Regions from separate parts of the Homo sapiens genome. Here region 2 is linked to region 1. Evidence: read pairs that join two places in POLR2A ChIA-PET (ENCODE). Cell type or tissue: OCI-LY7. All regions are shown on one strand.

Evidence for each region. ChIA-PET counts read pairs that join two places held together with the same protein. Peaks named below come from ENCODE experiments on the same cell type or tissue, not always from the same donor. Only the 100,000 strongest peaks of a DNase experiment are listed, where the experiment ranks them.
Region 2: POLR2A ChIA-PET joins it to region 1 with 5 read pairs; 2 of 35 experiments call an interaction of 5 or more read pairs at or near these places.

What each region holds. Positions count from the first base shown.
Region 1 is chr11:112,049,961-112,052,460 of GRCh38, reverse strand. DLAT (dihydrolipoamide S-acetyltransferase) reads right to left here. Exons shown (of 14, transcript NM_001931.5): 11 at 1,112-1,227. Among named protein-coding and RNA genes, the nearest start is that of PIH1D2, 23 kb to the left of the region's middle. In OCI-LY7, no CTCF peak of the experiment used is centred here; a DNase peak (open chromatin) is centred at 1,530; H3K4me3 peaks cover 1,314 bases; H3K27ac peaks cover 2,500 bases.
Region 2 is chr11:112,155,759-112,158,258 of GRCh38, reverse strand. All of the region lies in intron 1 of IL18 (interleukin 18), which reads left to right. Among named protein-coding and RNA genes, the nearest start is that of IL18, 7.1 kb to the left of the region's middle. RefSeq lists a silencer at 699-993. In OCI-LY7, no CTCF peak of the experiment used is centred here; no DNase peak of the experiment used is centred here.

The sequences.
Region 1 (2,500 bases):
TAATCAAACCCAAGGAAGAGGTCACAGCAACAAGTTTGTAGCCAGTCAGTTACAAGTATGAGTGGCCTACACTTTTGACTGGCATCTGAAGTGAGGGCAGTCTTGTAGGACTGAGCCCTCAATCTTTGGGATCTGACACTATCTACAGGTAGACAGCACCAGAATTGAATTGAATTGAATTAGAGGAAATCACTGCAGAATTAATTGTTTGGTTGGTGTGTGGGGAAACCCTCCCCACCCCTGCCTCTACTCATCTGGTCACAGAAGCGGTGCTGTGACTGTGTGACAGCAAAGTACAAAGGAAAAAAGTTTGTTTTTTTCCTTTCAGAATAAGAATAACATAGAAGCATCTACACAGCAAGAAACGAATAGGCTTAGGAGTCAGAATCTTGGTTCTAATCACAGTCCTAACACTAATTTATTAACTCAGGGCAAGTTACTTAACTCACGGAGTCTGTTTCTTTATCTAGAAATGGAAGTGAAAGCACTTAAATCATAAGATAGTCATGAGAATTGAATGAGATAAAAGAGACACACTGAGTACCATACTACTCTATACCATTGTATTATTAACAATTACTGTTCTAATTTTGCCCGTAAAGTTCAGGAGAATGAAAATCATCTGTTTAACCCTGCTTTGTGACAGTCATTATCAACTTAATTACACATATTTGTTCACTAATCTCCCTTTGCTGAACTCATACAAAGAATCTATAGCCTTTACTAGCTAAATCCAGCAATATCGCAGGCTGGACACTGTGGCTCACACCTGAAATCCCAGAACTTTGGGAGGCCGAGGCTGTAGAATTGCTTGAGCCCAAGAGTTCAAGACCAGCCTGGACAACAGAGCAAGACCCTATCTCTTTAAAAAATAAATCAACAACAACAACAAAAACAAAAACAAAAACAAGGTTGAAAATTGGGGCCAGTAAGAAAAAAAAGTAAAAAGCAGTAACTCATAAACATTTTTGTGTTGTTTTCAAGTTGTTTGACCTATGTAAGTCATCTGCCTCTCTGTATTCCATTTCTCCTTATCCCCTCAACTCCACTCACACATTAAATAATACAAGAAAACTACCGATGGATATATATCTTCCCCAGTTATACTTACTGTCTTATAACTGTGTCCATCCAAGAAGAATTTGCTTCGGGAACTTTTAAACATGCCAAAGCTGAAGCTTTTATGATGAAGTCATTGACAGAAATTTTGCTTCTCCCTTCTAATATCTGGAAAGACAAGAAGAACTGTAGTTTCTTCTTTTTTAATTTTAATTTTAATTTTAAGTTTCAGGGTGCATGTGCAGAATGTCCAGGTTTATTATATAGGTAAACATGTGCCATGGTGGTTTGCTGCACCTGTCAACCCATCACCCAGGTATTAGGCCTCACATGCATCAGCTATTTTTCCTAATGCTTTCCCTCCCCGGACAACTGTAGTTTCTAAATTCTCTCACCAAAGAGTAAAACTGTATAATCGTGAGAAAAGGAGGAAGAGAAAGAGAATATACAAATATCCTGAGGTGGAAAGAAAGAAATGAAACCAAACATTGGTTCTTTCATCTTTTTAAATGCGGACTCTTACAGCTGTTTCCTGCTAAGCACTGCTTTAGCATAATCCCATAAGTTACAGTATGTTATGTCATCATTTTCATTCATCTCAACAATAACAAAATTTGGTTCTTTGAAAAGATCAATCAAATGACAACCACAATGATAAATGTTTAGTTAGACTGACCAAGAAGAGGAGAGAAGACTAGAATTTCTAAAATTAGGAGTGAAATAGGGGACATTACTATCTACCTTACAGAAGTAAAAAGAATTATAGGGAATACTATGAACAACCATACAGACACAAGCTACCAAAACTGAACCAAGGAGAAACAAAAACTCTGAATAGACCTATAACTAACAAAGAGATTGAACTGGTAATTTAAAAACTACCCATGTAGAAAAGCTTAGACCCAAATGGCTTCGTCAGTATTCTACCAAATATTAAAGAAGAATTAATATCAATTCCTCACAAATTCTTTCAAAGAAAAATCAAAGAAGAGCAAGAAACACTTCCCCACACATTCTGTAAGGCCGGGATTAGCCTGATACCAAAACCAAAGACGACATTAGAAGAAAAAAAAAAAAAAGTACACACTAATATCTTATGAATATAGATGTAAAAATCTTCAACAAAACGCTAGCAAATAAAATCCAGCAATATATAAAAAGGATCATTCACCATGATCAAATCTGATTTATCCCAAGAATGCAAATTTCCATTAACATCTGAAAATCCATTAATGTAATAATGTCCTAACAGAATACAGGACAAAAAACACATAATCATCTCAACAGACACAGAAAGAGCATTTGATAAAATTCAATACCCCTTTTCATGATCAAAACACTCTTACTAACTGGGAACAGGAGGGAACTTGCTCAACCTGATCTATGGAAACCTCACAACTATTTAATGACCAAAGACTTATTCTCCCAAAGATCGAGAACA
Region 2 (2,500 bases), 110 kb before region 1:
CCCAGCCTTTGGGAGGCCAAGGCGGGCAGATCACCTGAGGTCAGGAGTTTGAGACCAGCCTGACCAACATGGAGAAACCCGCCCCCCTCACTACTAAAAGAATACAAAATTAGGCCGGGCACAGTGGCTTACCCCTGTTATCCCAGCACTTTGGGAGGCCGAAGCAGGAAGATCACCTGAGGTCAGGAGTTCGAGACCAGCCATGGAGAAACCCGTCTCTACTAAAAATACAAAATTAGCCGGGCGTGGTGGTGCATGACTGTAATCCCAGCTACTCAGGAGGCTAAGGCAGAGAATCACTTGAACCCAGGCAGTGGAGGTTGCAGTGAGCCGAGATCGTGCCATTGCACTCCAGCCTGGGCAACAAGAGCGAAACTCTGTATCCAAAAAACAAAAGAAAAGAAAAGGTAACCTTGAACTATGTGAGATCTTTAGAAATGCATTCTTTCTGTAAAATGTGACTACATTTGCCTTATTTATGGTAAAAATGTTGAGGCCTCAAACAACCCATATTTTCTCGGTCTCCCCGCTGCCTAGCCTTTGTTCACATTGCTTCTTCTTGGTGGAAGCTCTTCCTCTGGCCTTGAAAATGCCTGCTTCTCTTTCAAGGTAGCACAGTCATCACTTTCTGTGGTAACCTTCTCCAGCACCATCAAACAGAAAGAATGAATCTCTTGTAAATTCAGCTCTTACGTCATTCATTACATTATTTTGTAACTCTTTATAGATTCTTCTCTCCCACTAGACTCTGAGTCACTGGAGAGTAGGAGCCAACTCTCATTCATGTGTGGTTTGGTCAGCTACTGGCCACATTCCTGATGCATAGTTAATGCTCAAACCTTAACTGGTGAATCAGCTCAAATATTGTCCTTCTCTAAATCCATTCACTCATTGACTAACTATGTACTCAAAATAGTAAACACCAGTAATTTAATCCAATTCCTGCCCATACTGCTTGGTACATTTCAGGTGAATTAGTTTGATAAATATGTGTGTATTACATAATATTAAAGTATGTACAGAAGATCATGCTAATCATTATTTCACCAACTGATAACTAATCAAAACATAGAGTGCCTCTCAGGTTAACAAATGTCTGCCTTCTCAGTTAATGCAGTCATTAACAAACACCTTCTGATGCTGATAATAGGGCCTTGTTCAGCAATGAAGCCATAAAGGTGAATAAAGAACATGCCCTCGTGGAGCTCACAGCCTAGTCATTATTGTTCTGATTTTTAATATTAATGTTGGTTTGGGTTTTGGTGAAAAATGTTTAGACTTATCTTAGTGATCTTTTCATCCTTTGCTATATTATTTTTCTCTAAGAGTCTTCCTTATCCCCTCCTTTAAAAAACTAGGTGATAATTCTAAATTGTAAATTTAAATATTATAAATAGCTTATAAAATTTAATATTTATAATATTTAAATGTTTGATAAATATTTAAATTTTATAATATTTAAATGTTTATTTAAATTCATTTGTACATCAGTTTTTATTTTATTTAAATGTGTTGGCCAGGCATGGTGGCTGACACCTATAATCCCAGAACTTTGAGAGGCCAAGTCAGGCAAACCATTTGAGCTCAGGAGTTTGAGACCACCCTGGGCAACGTGGTGAAACCCTGTCTCTACCAAACATATGAAAACTTATCTGGGTGTGGTGGCACGCATCTGTGGTCCCAGATGGGAGTCCCAGGCTAAGATGGGAGAATCGCTTGAACCCAGGTGAGAGGGGTGGGGTGGATGTTGCAGTGAGCTGAGATCGTGCCACTGCACTCCAACCTGGGTGACAGAGTGAGACTCCATCTCAAAAAAAAAAAATGTTATCTAAATAAGATAAATTTAATAACTGTTCGCACTTAGATGAGCATAAGGAACTAAACCTAGATAAAACTATCAAATAAGGCCTGGGTACAGTGACTCATGCCTGTAATCTCAAGCACTTTGGGAGGCCAAAATTATACAAAGTTAGTTGTATAACACCAACTAACAACTATTTTGGGGTTAGCTTAATTCAGATTAATTTTTTTTAAACTGAGTTTTAAATTCCTGCTTACTCTACCATACATGCTAGGCCTCATATTATGCTAGAAAAATTTTGAGCACAGATTTATGAATACTCTCCTGCATACCATTTAATTTTTAAACAAATTTTAATGCAGTATATATGTGCCTTTTTACCAACACATTAAATAATAAGATCTACTGTGAGGACTAAACTTCTGTAATTTCAAAGTAGTAATGAGTTTAAACCATGTCTCAAGATCTCTGCAATAATTGTAGCACAACAGAAAATAGGTATTTCTATTAATGACAGAGTCACAAGTACTACTAATAATACTGTGGTTTGTTTCCTGCAACTAATCATGGGAGGAATGCTAAATTTCAGAGGTTGGTGAAAATACATGTGTATTTTTTTCCCCATCCAAGTTCACAGATTTCTCACACTGAGAACTCCTATTCCATAACAAAATTCTGGAAGCCTGCACACCGTATTGG